Linked DNA regions of Mus musculus: region 2 is linked to region 1. The links are chromatin loops, found by intact Hi-C in ENCODE. Cell type or tissue: left cerebral cortex. All regions are shown on one strand. Each heading gives the region's core, and the rest is flanking DNA. Links, peaks and the distances in the headings are about the cores only.

Region 1 (9,916 bases), core at 3,011-8,010:
CTTGAAAGAGTCTGGGGGCCTGGTACCTGGGGTTTCAAAAGGATCAGGTTTGAGCAAATCATTTAACCTTCTTTAGCAATTTTCTCTTAAAGAAACAGACAATTCTTATTCTTCTCCCACTAGTTTTGTAAAGGTTAAATATGAGTGAGTTAAGCAGCAGGTGGTAGTGACACAAGCCTTTAATGCTAGCTCTCGAGAGGTAGAGGAAGGTGGAGCTCTGTGAGTTCAAGGCCATTCTAGTCTTCAGAGCTACTTCTAGGACAGCCAAGGCTACAAAGAGTAACTCTGTCTCAAAACAAACAAACAAACAAACAAACAAACATAAAACAAAAAGTGAGATAAACAAAAGACTACAAAGACTAAAATGAGTTGTGCGGGTGCTAATTTTTGTTTGTTTTTGGTTTTGTTTGTTTTTGGTTTTGTTTGTTTTTTCAAGACAACCCCAGGTACCAGGCCCCCAGACTCTTTCAAGCCATTAAACAATGCCCTCTTTTCTCTGTATAGCTCTGGCTGTCCTGGAACTCACCCTGTAGACCAGGCTGGCCTTGAACTCAGAAATCCACCTGCCTCTGCCTCCCAAGTACCACTGCCTGGGCTTGTACAGGTATTAATTATGATAGCAGAAAAATAGATCCTGAAGAGATCTCAGACTTGAAAGTCAAGCTTCTTGGGAAAGGGCTTACTCAAGGTAGAAAGGCATTCAAGGAACAACAGAGAGGGCTACATACATATGGCCAGTGTGACCCAAATGGAAGAAACAAAAGAGGTAATTCAGTGACCTGTGGGGCAAGGGTATGCTGTTATTGATAGACTTGTGTACATGTGTGGTCATTGGTATTGCTTGCTAGTGACTTTAAGTATGTTGCTGTACCTCAGTTTCTTTGCTTATAAAAAAAAGTGAAAAAAAAGTGAAGCCGGGCGGTGGTGGCACACGCCTTTAATCCCAGCACTTGGGAGGCAGAGGCAGGCGGATTTCTGGATTCAAGGCCAGCATGGTCTACAAAGTGAGTGTCAGGACAGCCAGGGCTACACAGAGAAACCCTGTCTCGAAAAACCAAAATAAAAAGAGACTAAGGCTGGCAAGATGGCTCAGCAGGTAAGAGCACTGACTGCTCTTCCAAAGGTCCTGAGTTCAACAACAACATGGTGTCTCACAGCCACCTGTTATGAGATCTGATGCCCTATTCTGGTGTGTCTGAAGACAGCTACAGTGTACTTATTTAAAATAATAAAACTTTTTTTTTTTTTTTTTGGTTTTTCGAGACAGGGGTTTCTCTGTGTAGCCTTGGCTGTCCTGGAACTCACTTTGTAGACCAGGCTGGCCTCGAACTGAGAAATTCACCTGCCTCTGCCTCCCGAGTGCTGGGATTAAAGGCGTGAGCCACCATGCCCAGCTTAAATAAATCTTTCAAAGAAAAAAAAGTGAGACTAGAGCCAGGTGCTAGTGGCACACGCCTTTAATCCCAGCACTCTGGATGCAGAGGCAGGTAGATCTCTGAGTTCTAGGCCAGCTTGGTCTACAGAGAGAATTCCAGGACAACCAGAGCTACAAGGAGAAACCTTGTTTCCAAAAACCTAAAGAAAATAAAAAACAAATAAAAAGTAAGACTAGTATTACTCAAACATGTGAACCCAGTTGGGACACTCTGTTCTGCAGAATTCCTCAGGCCCCTCAAATGGGGCAGTGAGACCCCAAACCCTAGTCTTCTAGTGCCACTTAACATCGCACAAACGTGGACAAGCAACTTATAGAGAAGGACAGGTGTCACCTGACGTGTATGTGTTTGTGACTGTCATGGACTAGTAGTCCTGTAATCCTGGCTGCGTAGGAGGCTGAGGTAGGAGGATTGCAAGTTTCAGGCCACCCTGGGTACCTTGCTAACATCTTCTGTTGATAGAAGGCAGAAAGGGAGTTGGGCTAGGTGCAAACCTTAAATCCCAGCACTTGGGAGTCAGAGACAGGTATATTTTTCTTTGTGGCCAGCATGCTGCACATAGTGAGTTCCAAGCCAAATGGGTACACAGTGAACTCCTCTCTCAAATCAAACAAACTAGAGGAGCTGGGCATATACCTCAATGGCAGAGGACTTGCCTAATAGGCATGCGATTCAGGTTGGGTCTCCAATACTGATTGTTGTTGTTGTTGTTGTTGTTTTTAAAAGTCACATATTGGAGAGCAACAAGATGTAGTACTTAACCTGCTCATTGGGTTCTTAATACTCTTTTCTCAAGATCAGTCACTATTACTGTTTCAAAAAAAAATCATTCATTTATTTAACTTGATTTTGACATGGTTCTCACTAAGTATCCTAGTCTACCTTGAAAATCAGAGACCGGGTTAACCTGGTATCCATCTCCCTCCCTTTGCTTTCTGAGCACTGGAATTACCAGCAGAAACAGCTATGCCTCAATGCCTGGAAGTCAGTCTTCCGCTATCAGCCTTCAGATGAAGAAGTAGAACTCTCAGCTCGGCCTGTACCATACCTTCCATGATGCTGCCATGCTCCCACCTTGATAATGGATTGAACCTTTGAACCTGTAGGCCAGCCCCAAATATATGTTGTACTTTATAAGAGTTGCCTTAGAAAAGGCTCCTGCCAATGTGAAGATAGATGGATTGCTGTGACACACCTACCTACACACTATTTGCAGATAATCAGTGTCCTATGCTGTTTTTACAAATAAACTTGAAGCAAGAAAAAAAACTTGCCTTGGTCATGGTGTCTGTTCACAGCAGTAAAACCCTAAAACAGGTACTTATTGGTTTATTTTTAATTTCTAACTACTTTTCTTTTAACGATTTATTTATTTTATGTATGTGAGCACACAGTCACTGTCTTTTGACACACCAGAAGAGGGCATCAGATGCCCATTACCATGTGGTTGCTAGGAATTGAACTTAAGACCTTTGGAAGAACAGTCAGCGTTCTTAACCGCTGAGCCATCTCCCTAGCCCCTAACTACTTTTCTCATTTAAAATTTTATTTTTATTATTTTATTTGTATGAGTATTTCCCCAGGAGGGCAGAAGAGAACATTGCATCTCTTGGAACCGAAGTTGAGAGAGTTGTGGGTGTTGGGAATCTCACTCAGATTTTCTAGAAGAGCAGCCAGGCAGTGCTCTTAATCACTGAGCCATCTCTCTAGACTCTAATATTTTATTTATTTATTTATTTATTTATTTATTGTTTTTCGAGACAGGGTTTCTCTTTGTATCCCTGACTGGAACTCACTCTGTCTGTAGACCAGGCTGGCCTTGAACTCAGAAATCCACCTGCCTCTGCCTCCCTAGTGCTGGGATCAAAGGCATGCGCCACCACTGCCTGGCTTAATTTTTTGTTATCTGTGTGTGTACATGAGTGCAGGTGTCCACAGACACAAGAGATGTCAGATCTCCCTGTAGCTGGAATTACAGGTGGTTGTGAACCACCTGATGTGGACACTGGGAGTCAAACTCAGGTCTTCTGAAAGAGCTTACCTGCTGAGTCATCTCTGCAGCCTCCTCAAGCCCCAAGTTTTCTTTTTCCTCTCTTTCTTCCTTCTTTTCTTTCTGTGAGTATTAATGTGTGAGCCATAGGGTCCAGGGGAGATTAAAGGACAACTTGTTGGTATGACTTTTGTCCTTCTACCATGTGGGATCTGGGGATCAGATTAAGGGAACCAGGCAATCCTTAACCTGCTGACTTATCTCTCAGGCGTGTGTGTGTGTGTGTGTGTGTGTGTGTATGTGTGTGTGTTCAAGACATGTTTCTCTATGAGACCAAGCCGGCCTTGAATTCAGAGATTCTCGTGCCCCTGCCTTCCAAGTGCCATGTGCCACTACTGCCCATCTAGGCTCCCATTTTTATTTATTTATTTATTTATTTAAACATTTATTTTATGAGTACACTGTAGCTGTCTTCAGACACACCAGAAGAGGGCATCAGATCTCATGACAGATGGTTGTGAACCACCATGGGGTTGCTGGGAATTGAACTCAGGACCTCTGGAAGAGCAGTCAGTGCTCTTAACCACTGAGCCATCTCTCCAGCCCCCTTGACTCCTTTTTTTTTTTTTTTTTTTTTTTTGGTTTTTCAAGAGAGGGTTTCTCTGTATAGTCCTGGCTGTCTTGGAACTCACTCTGTAACTCTGTAGACCAGGCTGGCCTCGAACTCAGAAATCTGCCTGCCTCTGCCTCCCAAGTGCTGGGTTCAAAGGCGTGCGCCATCACCACACAACCTAGACTCCTATTTTTTAAAAAGTGATTTAACACCAAACCTCAAGGAGGAATGCAAAATATTTACATTTATATCTCAATGGTGGTGAAAACTCGGTGTTATAAATGGCTGCAGGCAATGTGTGCTCAGGAGAATTTCCTAGTATTGAATGACCTTCACAGACAACCCATTAAAGTAGCAAGCAGGGATATGAGAACAAAGGGAGAAAAGCCCATACATAGGAGGAGAAACATTCTCCAAGGAAATATAAAACTCTAAGGTCTCTTTTATCAGGTTCTGCTTACATTCTACTGTGCTAAGCTCTGATCTGTCCATCTTGTTGACCCTCTCTAACGTCTGAGGGAGAAAACCCACACTGCATCTCTATAAGGGAAACAGTGTGTCACTACATGAACTGTGAATTAATATGTCACATAACCATCAAACTCAGCTTATAAAAACTACATTGTGCTCCCTTCCTAATGAATGAAGATTCTGAGTCTGTTTCATATTCTGTGTGTTGCTGGGGATCAAACCAGGTCCTGGCATGTTCTAGCTACAGCCCCAGCCCTATTACATATTTTTTCATAGACAGTAATTTTCCTGGATTATGCCTTTGATGGGAAACAGTTGTCTCTTTCAACCTGCTGCTGCCTGTTTCTCGGAGACTTTTTTTTTCCTTCAGGGACAATCATAACATTGGTATTTTCTGTCCTTGGAACCTCTGTAGGCTTATTATTATTATTTTAATTCATTTATTTTAAGATGGGTCTCTCCATATAGCCCTGACTGTCCTGCAACTCTCACTGTTCAACAGGCTGTCCTTTTGTAGCCTTTTTCTACCAAGGCAGCAGACCTTGAAAGATTAGAGTTGAGAATGAAATCACCTCTCTCGCCCTTCTTCCACTACTGGGAATGAGCAGGTGGGAAACTGAATGCTTCTTATAAACAGGAGTTGTGAGAATTTCACATATAATTATAATAAGGCACTTCGTTTTTTAGTGTCTAGCTAAGATCATCTATCTACGATAAAGTACACCTGCACTTTTGGCAGCTTGTAACGTTCTTACTGGACTGACGAGTCAGCCCCAATTCTATTACAACTGTATCGCTGATTCTGCGGCGCTGAAGTCCTACCCAAAGAACAGACAGTGCAGCGATCGGAATCAGTGTCATTTTTCTTTTTGGAAATATTCAAGTCTTCCCCGCCCTCAGCCCGGCCAGGTGCTACCTTGGCTTGGAGAAACTTTTACGCTCCTGTAGGTTGGCCATGACTTTGGAGCAGATGCAGGATTGAGCCGTTGCGGTAGTGTACAGTCCGTTGCCATAGGGACCAGACCCCAGCAGCCTCTGCGTTGAGGGCGGGCTCACAGTTGAGCCACGCCTCCAGCCCCCGCCCCCGTGAGCACTCTGGAGAAAGGCCAAGCAGTAAAAGTAGACCTGGAGCTGGGGATGGGGTATTCTGAGAACCAGTCAATACAGCAAATTTGATATTAGCTACAGAACTGAGGCAGAAGAATAAAGTGAGACCGTGGACGAGGAAGGCGAGCTTCGAGGTCTGGCCACTTGGCCAGTCGGGAATGGTAGTTCTCAGTGGTTCGGAGTCTTCGTTGTACTGGCTTGTGAGTGAGCAGTGATGTACTACATCTTCCGAAGTTCTCCAGGAACCCTCGTTGGCCGGCTTCTACAGCGCTATGCATTGTGGGATATGTAGTCTAAATCTGGCGAAGTATAGTAGTGTCCAGAGAAAGGTTGCCGGGACTCGGACTCAGTTTCCCTACGACCCTGGGATGCTCACGGCCCATTGGCTGAGCAAGGCAAATCTGGTTGCACTCCTCCCCGCCCCCAGTGACACAATAGCAGCTCCCTCCAAGATGGCGGCGGCGACGGCAGACCCGGGAGCTGGGAACCCGCAGGCTGGGGACTCCTCCGGTGGGGACTCCGGGGGCGGGCTACCGTCACCTGGAGAGCAGGAACTGAGTCGGCGCCTGCAGCGCTTGTACCCTGCGGTTAATCAGCACGAGACGCCGCTGCCGCGCTCCTGGAGCCCCAAGGACAAGTACAACTACATCGGCCTCTCCCAGGGAAACCTCCGTGTCCATTACAAAGGTATCAGCGGGTCTGGCCGCTGGGAGACAAGTTTACTGCGTCTGCAGGGAGGCTGTGCCCATTTTCCCTTTCTTTGCCCGGGTTTTCTGAGAGTTGGGCCTTAGCCCAGCGGAACGTCCAGAGTAGAGGGGTTGGTCAGGCCGGGGTTTACCCTGCTTCCTTTGCTCTGTTCCTAAATATTAGACTCAGAGACAACTGCATTAAATGTCCAAAACTAGACAGGACCTTCCACTTCAGGGCCACCCTTCTTTCCTGAGCTGGCTCCAATTTATGCTAGGCCCTTTACCACGGCTTAGTTTCAGTCTTTTTTTTGCAAAAAGAGGTGGTAACATTGCCACAGTAAGTGCATGGGCTGCCTGGCTGCCAGTCATCCCGGGACTGGGCTAGGCGCTGTGTGCTAAAGTTGTTGTTGGTGACTTCCATTTTTGCCACTTCCTTCCCCTGGGCTCCAGGCTGGGCTGTTTGGATTCTGGAGAGACGGACAACAGTATTCAGTGTCTCTCACACACTTCTGTTGCCTGTATCTACCTTGTTTTGTTTGTTGTGGAGGACAATATCTCTGTCAGGACTGTTGGTCTGGGGTGGAGATGATCTAAAGGCGGGAGGCTTAAGTGTTTACTCAGTTGTCTTATTATTCCTCAGAGAGTACAAGAACTTCTTCTGGCCAGGGAGGGTTGAATTTACCATGGCGTAGAGAAAAAGGAGGCCTTCATTTGCGTTTTTCTGGTGTTGACATTCCTTCCTTGGCTTCTTACATCAGGTCATGGCAAAAATCACAAAGATGCAGCCTCTGTACGTGCCACCCACCCCATCCCAGCAGCCTGTGGTATTTACTATTTTGAAGTAAAGATTGTCAGCAAAGGAAGAGATGGGTAAGCCTACTTAACTATCCCTTTCCCTCCTCAACATAGGACTGATGTTCCCCGTTGTCAGTGTTTGAAGCTCCTGAACTAGTATCAGGGACTGATATTAGCCTGCTGACCTACTTGGATCCGGGCTACCACTCCTCTGACTAGAGACACGATCTGGTCTGAACAGTGAGTGGGCTTTGAGAGCAGTGGGCACATTATAGGTGGAGCGGAGGGCACTTTTTTTTGTATTGTAATTAGATAGTCATAGATCGGGGTTGTAAGTAACAAGGTTACATTAACAATTCAAAGGGCAAGTGGGGTTTCCCCTGCTAGCATGTGGTGTTTGTGACTTCCCTTGTTTTCGAGGTTGAGGTTCCTTTTTATGGCACTGAGACAAGGAGAGGCATCAGGAAGCTTCAAAGGGACAGCAGAGTCTGCGCAGCTCTCTTCAAAGCTGTGGCAGCCACTGTCATCTGGATAAACAGTGTTCACACAGTCAAAGTCAGGTGACCTTGCTGCTCATAAACTTGTTTTTCAGTCCAAGGACTTGAACACCAGTTGGACCAGCTTTAGGAAGGTCTTATTAAAGTCAGCATTAGGGAGACTCCCTATTTTAGGGTGACCTAAGCAGACACAAGGTATCAGAGGGGACATTTGTCCTTCTCTTCCTTATTCCTCCAGTCTCCTTAATCCATCTAGTAATTGTCACAAAGCAGATGTCCCAAGCTACTCCAGAATGTGACTGTAACTATTTTGGGACAAGCTTTCTTTTTTTCCCTTCTTTTTTTTTTCCTCTCTTTCTCTTTCTCTCTCTCTCTCTCTCTCTCTCTCCCTTCCTTCCTTCCTTCCTTCCTTCCTCTCTCTCTCTCTCTCTCTCTCTCTCTCTCTCTTTCTTTCTTTCTTTCTTTCTTTCTTTCGTGGGGTTTCTCTGTGTAGCCCTGACTGTTCCGGAGCTTGCTCCATAGACCAGGCTGGTCTTGAACTCAGAGAGATCTACCTGCCTCTACTTCTGCCTCCTGAATGCTGGGATTAAAGGTGTGTGCGATCAGCACTACCATCACCCAGCTAAGGGATAGGTTTTCTTAGGTCTATTATGGGAGGATTGCAAATCCTACCAGTGGCATTCATGTGGACCTGAGTGTGTGTTTTTAAGCTTTTAGATAACTTTTGTCTCCTAACAACTGTCTCACTTATGTTGTGTGCAAAATGCCAGGTTTAGACGCTGAGCCTGAACTGAGCATGGTGTTGCAAGGCTGTAATCCCAGCACAAGTAGGGTGGGGTGGGGAGAAAGCAGGCAGATCTCTGTAGAGGCCAGCCTGGTCTACAAAGTGAGTTCCAGGACAGCCAGGATTATTTCATTAGACCCTGTCTCAAAACAAAATAAAAAAACAAAAAGGCTGAGTCTGGGCAGAACTGTTGGGATCGGAGCCTTGAATGTTTTCTTAGTGACTTTGTGACATCCTGGCCTTGGAGGGGCCTCGGACTTGAGTACATCTTGGGGCTTGAGTCTCATCACAGTCATTCTGGGATCTAAACTGCCTTTAGCCTTAACATTCAGTGACTTTAGAATTTTAATCAAGGGAATCTGTCGCATCTTTAACTTTCATTCCCATCTGCTTCATTTGCAGATAGAAAACTTACATTTGCTGGAAGACTTAAGATTAATATTTCTCTCTACCATCAGATAAAACATATTTAAATGTTTAAGTCAGTATCAATGAGAATGACCTCTTAAAACAAACACCTTAGGCTGGGCGTGGTGGCGCACGCCTTTAATCCCAGCACTCGGGAGGCAGAGGCAGGCGGATTTCTGAGTTTGAGTCCAGCCTGGTCTACAAAGTGAGTTCCAGGACAGCCAGGACAATACAGAGAAACCCTGTCTCGAAAAACCAAAAAAAAAAAAAAACCCACCTTGCCGGGCGTGGTGGCGCATGCCTTTAATCCCAGCAGAAGCAGGCTGATTTCTGAGTTTGAGGCCAGCCTAGTCTACAAAGTGAGCTCCAGGACAGCCAGGGCTATACAGAGAAACCCTGTCTTAAAAAACCAAAAACCAAAAAACAAAAAAACCCAAAAAAACTCCAAACACCTCAAAAATAGTTACAGTGTTGACTAAGATGTGGTGTTGGACTCAGATATTGCCAGGGAGACTGATGGGTGTACTTCTTAAGCTTGTAGGGAGGAAAATGGATCTTTTCTTTGTGGCCTTTTTTCACAGATAAGGGCTGAGCCAGTGAGAGACAAGAGCAGGTTTTCAGAAGGGGAATATTTAAACGTAGAGATCTGGATTCCTTCAGCTGCCCTTTTAGATGTCAGTGGCTCTTACTGAAGAAAGCTGTGTTAGAGTGTGTAAGCTGTGTTAGAGCGTGTAAGCTGTGTTAGAGCGTGTAAGCTGTGTTAGAGCGTGTAAGCTGTGTTAGACTCTAAGCTATGTTAGAGTGTGTAAGCTGTGTTAGACTGTAAGCCTTGTTAGAGCCTGTAAGCTGTGTTAGAGTGTAAGCTGTGTTAGAGTGTGTAAGCTGTGTTAGAGTGTAAGCTGTGTTAGAGCGTGTAAGAGTGTTGTGTTGCTTACACTGTGATGCACACCTTTAATCTCCAACAATGGAGGCTGAGGGAGACAGGCTGACCTCCATGGCAAATCCCAGACCAGCCAGGGCTACATAATGAGATCCTGTCTCAACAAAATGAAGAGTGTTTTTCCCAGCCTTTGCTTTCCTTTTTAAATAACAAAGTTCCATGTATTCCAGGCTGGCTTCTAATTTG
Region 2 (9,916 bases), core at 1,856-6,855, 69 kb after region 1:
GGTTATCTCTGTAAAGTTTACCTCTCAATGTTCTCCGGGGGTGCTTTCTTGGGTATGGGCTCCTTCTAGGACTTTTTTTTTTCTTTCTCCTTTGGGTTTCACATGTGTACAAGTGGATCATCTGGACACAATGTTTTTGACAAGATTGTCTAGTTGAAGGCTGTAATACCTGGGCCTCAGTTACTCAGCAGGTTTGGATGCCCCTATGTGGATGGCCTGGTGGAGTTTGGTGACTATTTGTCTTTCCAGAATAGTAGGGAGTTTGTCCAGCAAGAACAGCCATCTATTTTTAACCTTCTCAGCATTTTCCTTTTTTGTCCATTGGGTTCTTTTTGTGTATAGTTTAGGCATTGGAACAATTTGGTTTGGGCAGGGTGATCAAGATCTGAAGATGCCCCATTGGTTCTAGGGTTGCCTTATGAGTGACTAAGTCTGCTGCTCTGTTCCCTTTTGATGCCCTTCGCAATGGACAATGGGTATCTCTTTTGGCAGCTGTATGGCCTCTAATGGGGACAAGATTTCTGGCAAAGGTGAGGACCCACCCCATCCCCTTTAAAGCATGTCATGGACATGAGCTGTGGCAAATCCATACCAAATATCTGTATATACAGTGCTAGATTTACCTTTCTTCCAGCAAAGTGCCTGGGTTAATGCCAGAAGCTCAGCTCTTTTTTTCCCCCTCAGCTACGGGGCTGTACCCACACTATACTATCCAGGGTGACAACTGTGGCCCCAGGATACCTGATTCCATCTTAAACAAAACTGATCCCATTAGTGTCCAGTATCTCTTCTACTTCTGTTAGGTCATGTCTGAAGGGTTGGACCATATCAGTCCATTCTAGGCAGTTGTGGAGAGGCTCTTTTGAGGTTACTGTCTGACAGGAGGATTGCTGAATTGATGGCTACAGTTGTACAGCATCATTTACAGGGCTGGTCTAGGAAAGGTGCTTGATAATGACTCTTTTGGATTTGGACGTCCATCTCGCTGAGGCCTCCAGAATGTTGTGAATGTTCTTCCCAAGAAAACACACAGACTTCCTTCTGTTTGTTTAAACCTTATTTTATGTGTATTGGTGTGTGCCTGCATGTATATCTAGGTAACATGTGCACCTGATGCCCTTGAAGATCAGAAAAGAGTGTCAGATCCCCTGGAATTGGAATTCTGCGTAGAACCCAGGGTCCTCTAGAAGAGCAGTCAGTGCTGTTAACCACTAAGCTGTCTCCCAGCCCAACACACAGAAGCTGTGAGAACTGAATAGAAAGTCTGTAGTGCTGGCCTGCACCTGCATGGGAAGCTTGCCTGCATCATGCAGCTCCAGGATCACTTTTTTTTTTTTTTTTTGCCTTTTATGTACAAAAACCACATCCTAATTGAAACACCTTGATTAGCGAGAACAATCAGTAAAAAGCAAAACTACAGAAGACAAAAAACAAGATTAGTAAGCCAAAACAAACAAACAAACAAACAAACAAACAAGATTAGTATATTTAAGGACTTTCCCAGATCCTGGAATTGTGGACTAGGTCTTAGATGAATTATTAGGTCTTTGTTTCCATTTTGGCAGGTGTTGGGGTACGTGTACTGGGTTCTAAGGTTAAAATGGTGTCTCTAACATGGCTTCAGTTGGACTAAGGTCAGGGCCTGTCACAGTGTATGGACCATTCCGTAGGCAAAGGACCCTGGGCTGTCTAAGACTGAGTGATCAGGCTGAGCAGCGGCATGCGTTCATTCCTTCTTGGTTTTGTCTTCTTTTTGTTTTTATGTGTATGTTTTGCTTGCACACATGTCTGTACACCACCGGTATGTCCTGTTCTCTTGGAGGTCTTCAAGTCTCTGGTACTCAAGTTATGCATAATTATGAGGTTTCATATGGGTGTTGGGAACTGAACTCAGGTCCTTTGCAAAAACAGCAAATGCTCTTAACTGCTGAACTACTTCTCCAGCCCCTTTATCCCTGTTCTTGATGTAATATGACTAGCTACTTCAAGCTTCTCTCCTACCTTAACTTTCCCATAATAATGAACTGCAGCTCAGGATCATGAGCCAAATAAACTTCCTCCCTTAAGTTGTTTTTGTTGGGGTATTTTATCACACCAACAGTAAAAGAAACCAAGACACCTCACACACACAAATCCCTTGGTTTGATCCCTATCAAAAAAAGGAAAATGTTATTGATTTTCTGGGCTTTCTTCCCAGCCTTAAAAGGTAAGGTCAATGTTTCTATTCATTGGAACTAGGGGATGATAGCACGAATAAGTAGTGTTAAGCAAACAGGGCCACAAGTACTTCCATGAGTCTTGTATGACTGGGTCTCCTGAATCCTCAAAACCAGGGCTTTGTGCAGAAAATGGATACAGTAAATTATGCTGATGTCAACCATGAGGTAAGACTACAAAGATAAAGGTGCTAACTAGGGTGTGACTCGTAGCCCACAGGGAAAAATGAGGGTTAGAAGTACTCAGGAGAAAAATGTTGGCACAATATGGGTAATTGGTGAATAAACAAGCTTTGATTAGAACAACTATGATGGTTAATAATGTTACAAGAAAAGCTGGTCAGTGGTGGCACACGCCTTTAATCCCAGTACTTGGGAGGCAGAGGCAGGCAGATTTCTGAGTTTGAGGCCAGCCTGGGCTACAAAGTGAGTGCCAAGACAGCCAAGGCTACACAGAGAAACTCTGTCTCAAAAAAAAAAAAAATAAAATAAAATAAAATAAAAAATGTTACAAAAAGAAAAAGGAAGCAGGTGGTGGCTAAGTTACTGGAGGTAGGTTTACTGAAGGTGATATGTTCTTAGAAAAGGTTTGCTTTTATTTTTGTTTTGTTTGGTTTTGTTTTTTTTTGTTTTTGATAGGGTTTCTCTGTGTAGCCCTGGCTGTCCTGGAACTCACTCTGTAGACAAGGCTGGCCTCGAACTCAGAAATTCACCTGCCGCTGCCTCCCAAGTGCTGGGATTAAAGGTGTGCGCCACCACCCACCACCGCCCAGCCAGCTACAATTCTTAAGGAAGAGTTAATGAGGAAGAAATGGGAAATCAGATAAGTAACTTTTGGTAGACACAACTGGAGTTGTATGCAAATGACGTCTACTGGGTAGAGGCCAAGGATACTGTTAAGCATCCTATAGCAAAAGGCTCTAGCCAACAAAAAACTATCATGCTTCAAATGACAGTAGTATCCCTACTGAAAAACCTTGATCTAAGAATTACCATGGTCAAGAAATAAAAAAAAGTACATCCAATTTTTAAAAAAGATATTTTTATTTATACAAGTACATTGTTGTTGTCTTCAGACACACCAGAAGAGTGTATCAGATCCCATTACAGATGGCTGTGAGCCACCATGTGGTTGCTGGGAACTGAACCCTGGTCTTCTGCAAGAGCAGTCAGTGTTCTTAACCACTGAGCCACCTCTCCAGCCCAGCACATCCACTTTTTATTTTTAACTCTGATCCTTTGTCTCCAATGGACAGGAGACAAAGGCCCATTTGAAGAAGAGGATTCAAAGTTAAGATTTTGTTTCACTCTGGAAGTTGCCAGGGGTAGAGACAAAGTGGTAATGGTGGCAAGTCCTACAACTGATAAAGGGTCACAGAACCCCCTCAGGTCAGCAGGCATAGTCTATCTCTCCAGCTTGCTGTGGGATGAGGACTGGGAGCCTCCCTTTTTGCAACTAAGAAGTAACCAAGAGAGTCTTCCCACACACATACATAAACAAAAAACCAACCCAGTCACATTCTACAGAGCCAATTTCACACTGAAGTCAACCGGCTTCACTGTAAAACTAAGGCTGACCTCATTACAAGATGTATTTCCCTGGGAGAACACAGGCTCCATAAGGAGGTCAGGGGAACTTCAGATTACAGCCTAAAAGAGAAACGACGTTTAAAGAACAACTAAAGAACACCCAGAGAAAGAGACCAGACACCTGAGCAAACACGAAAGCCAATCTTTCCTGTCAAGAAATCTGACCAGGCCCGGCATGGTGGCGCACACCTTTAATCCCAGCACTTGGGAGGCAGAGGAAGAGGCAGAGGCAGGCGGATTTCTGAGTTCGAGGCTAGCCTGGTCTACAAGTGAGTTCCAGGACAGCCAGGGCTATACAGAGAAACACTGTCTCGAAAAAAAAACAAAAAACAAACAAACAAACTAAAAAAAAAAAAAAAAAAAAACGAACAAAAAAGAAATCCGACCAGTTGGAGATACCTGTGCTTCTACATAGGTCGTTGTCGAGACCTTCATTCCAGGAAACACTCTAAAGCATCTATCTACATTCTTGAGGCCGGTTGGCAAATCTGAGAGCGCCCGAAGCTGGAAGCACAGCTACCATCAACACATCTACCACCGAAAACTTGACAGCAATAGGCTCCCTGAAGGTTTCCCAAGCACCACCCCCAAGGCGCGAGCATGCGCAGCTCTTCATCCCGGCCCCGCCTCCCGCGGGTCCACCTCCCATCACTGAGCATGCGCTGTCCTCCTGCCGCCCCGCCCCTCCGTACCAGAGACCCCTGTTCCTTAGAAACCAGGCGGCGTGTTCCCGGTATCGGTGCTTTGGATTCCGGCGCGCGCGCATCCGCACTAGCCTCCCTCAGGGCAGGCGGACGGCCTCGGAAACCCCTCCGGATCCATGGTCTCTCGTGCAGCTCTGGGCGGGCAATGCCAGCATGCCAGGTGAGAGGCAGCCGGCGGCGGGCGAGGGTGAAAGAGGGCATGGCGCGGCCGGGAGCGGGCGCTGGCCCGGCCTCTGCCGCCGCCCGGCTCCGGAGGTTGGAAGCGAGTATACGCGGGGGCCCTGGCTGGAGGAGGGCTGTGCTAAATGCCAGTGTGTGCACGGCATTGAGTACGAGGTCGCTCCGAGGTTCGTTTTCTCCACCTCGGAGATGGGACCTGCTACATTCGGACGCAGAATTTTGGATCCTGTAAGGATCTTGCTTGAACCTAACCCATCCCCATAAAGATGTGAAACCCTAGGCTACCCCGCCCATTGCGGAGCAGATCACCCCATTACCTGAGTGAGGATGGGCGCTTTGTGGATGAGGATTTGTGAGGTGTGGACACTTCAGACAAAGGACTCGTCGCCTTACTAGCTATTGAAAAATGAGATTGCACTTGAGGCAGAAAGTATGTAAGAAACTGGTGTTCAGGTAAAAGCTTGAAAAAGGAACATCCTAGAAGCATTTGATTTACCCTGCCAGCCCTGCCTGAGTGCCTGGTTGGCCATGGCCTGCTTTTGTAGCTCAGGAAACAAACAAACAAACAAACGGATGGACTTGTGGAAACAAAAGATGAGATGAGGTGTTTCTGTCAGGGCTTTATTACAGCCCTGGTGAGGAAAGACATGCCTGGAGAGATGGGCATTGGTGAATGGCCATGAGGACAGTTTGCCTTCCGGACTGCCTCAGAATCTAAAGAACAGGACGGAAATGTAAAGGTATAAAATTGCGTTGGATAGACAGCAAGGAAGTTATCTTACACTTATGTTCCTTGCTCCCAGTGTCCTGCTAAGTAAAGAGTACATGAGAAAGAAATGAAAACCGGCCGCAGCACTAACTTTATGATTTGTGGCCACAAAGACTTTTTTATTTTTTCCCCCCTCGAGACAGGGTTTCTCTGTGTAGCCCGGGCTGTCCTGGAACTCACTCTGTAGACCAGGCTGGCCTCGAACTCAGAAATCCACCTGCCTCTGCCTCCTGAGTGCTGAGATTAAAGGCGTGTGCCACCACTGCCCGCGCACAAAGACTTCTTAATGGAAGACCATTCAGTTGAAAGAAACAGCCCGTATGATATGAAGTGGTAAAGAGAAGATGATTGTCTTTGAGTAGGGGAAGCTAGATTTGTTTGTGATAGGAAACTCACTTCCTCCTGAAAAACTACACCAGAGAACACAAAAGCTGCAGGACACCCATTTTACAGAAATCGAGAAAATTAACTCTTTAGGACTAGAATTGAAAACATGTTTTGGAGCCCAGAAGTGGAGATTTTTGTAGGCAGTTCTTTTGGTAGAATCTATATTTTATAGATAAAAATTCTGTTGTAAGGAATGTACTCTTATTATGTGTTGTCTCACTTTTCCTATAAAATTATTGGTCTGGGTCTAATCCTTTAATTATTCAATTTATTTATTGAGATTTGGCTTCAAACTCGCTGTGTAGCTAAAGATGACCTTGAACTTCTGGCCCTCCTGCCTCTGCCTGCCACGGGCTGAGAGTGTACTACCATGTCTGGTTTTATAAAGCATTGGGAATTGAACCCAGGGCGTTGTGTGTGCCAGGCATGCGCTGTATTAATTGATGTAGATCTGTAGTCTTCCATTAAAAATAGTTTTTTTTACAACTTATTAATTAATTTTGTGTGTATGAATATGGAGGTCGGGGACATCTAGACCTACCATGTGGATCCTGGGGCTAAAACTTGGATGTCAGGCTGGGCAGCGGATACTTTTTACCTGATCAGCCACTTTTGTGGTGTGTGTGTATGTGTGTGTGTGTGTGTGTGTGAGGCTGATAAATGCCTATAATCCTAGCACCCAGGATATGGAAGCAAGAAGATGGCAAGTTCTGGGGCAGTCTTAAAACACAAAGAAGGGGGCCGTGTAGAGAGATGGCGCAGTGGTAAAGAACTCTTGATGCTCTTGCAGAGGAAAGGCTGATTTCCCTGCACTCGTGTGGGGCTTGCCACCCATAAATGTAATTCCAGAGAGTCTGGCATTCTCTTCTGGCCTCCTAAGACACCAGGCCTCCATACAGTAGACACACACACACACACACACACACACACACACACGCAGACAAAACACTTACAACTTAAAATAAATCTAAAATAAAAACTTTAAATAAAATGTACAAAGGCCAGGTGGTAGCGAATGCCTGCAATCCTAGCGTTCAAGAGCCAGAGGCAAGAAGATTCCTGAAAGTTTGAGGCCAGCCCGATCTTTGTGGTAAAAACCAGGAGAAAAAAAAAAGTGCAACCAACACCAATAAAACCCTAGAAAATTCAGATATATGATTTCTGTAGTAATATACATCTCAGAGTGAGGTTTTGTCTTTAAAAAAAAAAAAAAGGGCCGGGCATGGTGGTGCACGCCTTTAATCCCAGCACTCGGGAGGCAGAGGCAGGTGGATCTCTGAGTTCGAGGCCAGCCTGGTATACAAAGTGAGTTCCAGGACAGCCAAGGCTACACAGAGAAACCCTGTCTCGGAAAACCAAAAAAAAAAAAAAAAAAAAAAAAAGAAAAGAAAAGAAAGAAAGAAAGAAAGAACGAACCTGTCTCAGTGAAGACATGTACACATGATTATTTTTTGAGCCAGGATCTCACTTTGTGGCCCAAGTCAGTCTGGAATTTTTTAGCTATCCTCTTTCTCATAGCTAAGTAAGATTTTATTTTATTTTGTTTTGTTTTAAATTTTGCCTGCAGGAGCATGCCTGGTGCCATTGGACACCAAAGAGATTCAGAACCCCTGGAATTGGATTTATGGATAGTTCAGGGAATAACAAATGCTCTCATCTGCTGAGCCATGGCTCCAACCCCAAGTATGAGTTTTTAAAAAAGATCTATTTTGGAAGGCTAGAGAAATGTGGTTAAGTGGTTAGGACGGCTGGCTGCTCTTTGGGAGGACCTAGGTCTGATTCCCAGCACCCACATGGCAGCTCACAACCATTTGTAATATAGTTCTAGGGAATCCAACATCCTCTTCTGGCCTCCATGGGTGCATACACATAGCACAGATGTTCATGTAGAAAAAACACCCATACATATAAAATTTTAAAATTTTGGAGCTAGAGAGTTACAAACCTTGCAAAATAACATTTTTAAAAAACGTGTGTGTGTGTGTGTGTGTGTGTGTGTGTGTGTTTGCCTACATGTATGTGTGCCTGATGCCTGTGGAGGCCAGAAGAGGCTGTCAGATCTCCTAGTCCTGAGGTTATACATGGCTATGAGTTGTTATGTCATTGCTAGGAACCGAACCTAGGTCATTTGCCATAGCAATAAGTATTCTTAACTACCAAGACATTGTTGGGCTATGTACTGCTTAGATGTGGCTGCACTGTGCTTCAGGGCTTGGTGTGCATTTTTTTTCCCTGAGTTCTACAACTTGACACTTTTTTCAGAGCAGTGTGGACTTATAGGTGACTGTCCAGGTGTTTCTAAGTTACCATGACGATGAAACCTTTGACAAATGATTGCTTGGCTCCCACTCTATTTTCAGGGTAAGTGAGGGCAGCTATCAGGCCTGACCTGCAATAAAGTAATCACTAGTGTTTGACAGGTCAACTGCAAGGAACCCGTCCCAGATAAGCCAGTAATGCTCACAGGTGGACTTTCACTGAACTCACACTCTGGCTTTTCTATATGAGAAATAAAAAAGGCATTTGGTGCCATCTGGTAAAGTGAATCTGTGACACAGGGGTGAGTTGTGTATAAAATAGGAGTGAGCCAGGCCTGGCCTTTAATCCCAGTGCTTGGGAAACAGAGGCAGGCGGACATTCCTGAGTTCTAGGATAGCCAGAGCTACATAGTGGGGAGAGAAAGAGGGGGAGGGGGGAGTGAGAGGGGAAAGAAAGAGGGGAAAAAAGAAAAAGAAAACGGGAATCAGGCACCACTCATGGGACATGAGAAATGGCCTTGTTGCCTTTCTAGTGCTTGGAAGTTCACCTGTGCAAACTCATAATGGGGTGGTCCTTAGGTAGAGCCGCAGATGGATCCAGAAAGCATTTAGGAGAAAAATGGCATCAGAGATTTCGGTTTTGAGAATTTGTATGTAGTATAATAAGACTTGGTCTTACACAAAAAGTCAGTTTTTTATTAATTAACTTGAAAGTCAGCCTAGGAGCTGGGGCTTGTGGCTCAATAGTAGAGTTTTCTTCTGCACATGTGTGAAGCCCTACAGTAAAGCAAAGCAGTTTATATTTGAAGGTGAAAAAGCCAAACTTTTAAAGATTTATATGTCATGTCTTATTTTATTTCATTTAATTGTTTTCTTGTGCTGGGCATTGTGCCTAGGGCCTCAGGCATGCAGGCCGAGTGCACTGGTGCTGAAGTGTATGCCCAGCCCCCTTGATTTCTTGTCTATTTTTTTTTTCCATGTGAATAAAAGAACAGAGCGGGTATGTGAGAGGTTATAATCCCAAGTGGAAGGCTGAGGCAAGAGAATTACAAAGTCAATGCTGTAGGGGCTACAGAGTGAGTTCAGAGCCAGCCTGGACTTTAGCAAGACCCAGTATCAAAAATAAAAGTGGAAAAGGTCTGCAATGTAGTAGCTCAGAGACAGAGCTCCTGCCTAGGATGCATATGTCCTGGGTTCAATCCCCAGTACCATTAAAAAAGAAAGAAAAAAAAGACTATCAAAGTTATGAAAGTTGAGCTACTGAGAAAAAAAAGTCAAAGACTTCCCCATACTACTTTTTGAAAGATTTATTTTATTTATTTTATGTATATGAGTACATTGTAGCTGTACAGATGGTTGTGAGCCATCATGTGGCTGCTGGGAATTGAACTCAGGACCTCTGGAAGAATAGTCAGTACTCTTAACCACTGAGCCATCACCCCAGCCCTTTCTTTTGGTTTTTATAACATCCTTGGCTGTTCTGGAACTCACTTTGTAGACCAGTCTGACCTCGAACTCACAGAGAGCGGCCTGCTTCTGCCTTCCGAGCTCGGATTAAAGCTGTGTGTTACCAACCACCCAGCTCAGATCTTATGTTTGGGGTTTTGTCCTTTGGTTGTTTTGTTTTTAGGAATACAGAACATTGTACATACATGCTTTACCTCCGAACTATACCATCCCACCATCTCATTGGTTCTTAGTGGTAGACTGCATTGCAAAGCAGAGTGCTTAGTGGTTTCTGCAGCCCCGTGGTGGCACTTGCTAGGAAAATGCTATCTCTGAGGGGAGCCTGTTTGGGCGTGGCTGAGCCAA

What was found. Hi-C counts contacts between places; a loop is a spot of excess contacts. Peaks named below come from ENCODE experiments on the same cell type or tissue, not always from the same donor. Only the 100,000 strongest peaks of a DNase experiment are listed, where the experiment ranks them.
Region 2: it touches region 1 in a loop (3-fold over the local background); 5 of 42 quality-filtered maps call a loop at or near these places.

Annotation. Positions count from the first base shown.
Region 1 is chr8:105,823,338-105,833,253 of GRCm38, reverse strand. Ranbp10 (RAN binding protein 10) reads left to right here and starts at 6,046. Exons shown (of 14, transcript NM_145824.5): 1 at 6,046-6,304; 2 at 7,065-7,176. The coding sequence starts at 6,070. Tsnaxip1 (translin-associated factor X (Tsnax) interacting protein 1) reads right to left here and starts at 5,510. Exons shown (of 16, transcript NM_024445.4): 1 at 5,427-5,510. The coding sequence starts at 5,467. In left cerebral cortex, for the core only: a CTCF peak has its summit at 5,678; DNase peaks (open chromatin) are centred at 5,571 and 5,918; H3K4me3 peaks cover 2,245 bases; H3K27ac peaks cover 875 bases.
Region 2 is chr8:105,753,208-105,763,123 of GRCm38, reverse strand. Gfod2 (glucose-fructose oxidoreductase domain containing 2) reads left to right here and starts at 4,517. Exons shown (of 3, transcript NM_027469.5): 1 at 4,517-4,670. In left cerebral cortex, for the core only: no CTCF peak of the experiment used is centred there; DNase peaks (open chromatin) are centred at 4,442 and 4,911; H3K4me3 peaks cover 1,931 bases; H3K27ac peaks cover 821 bases.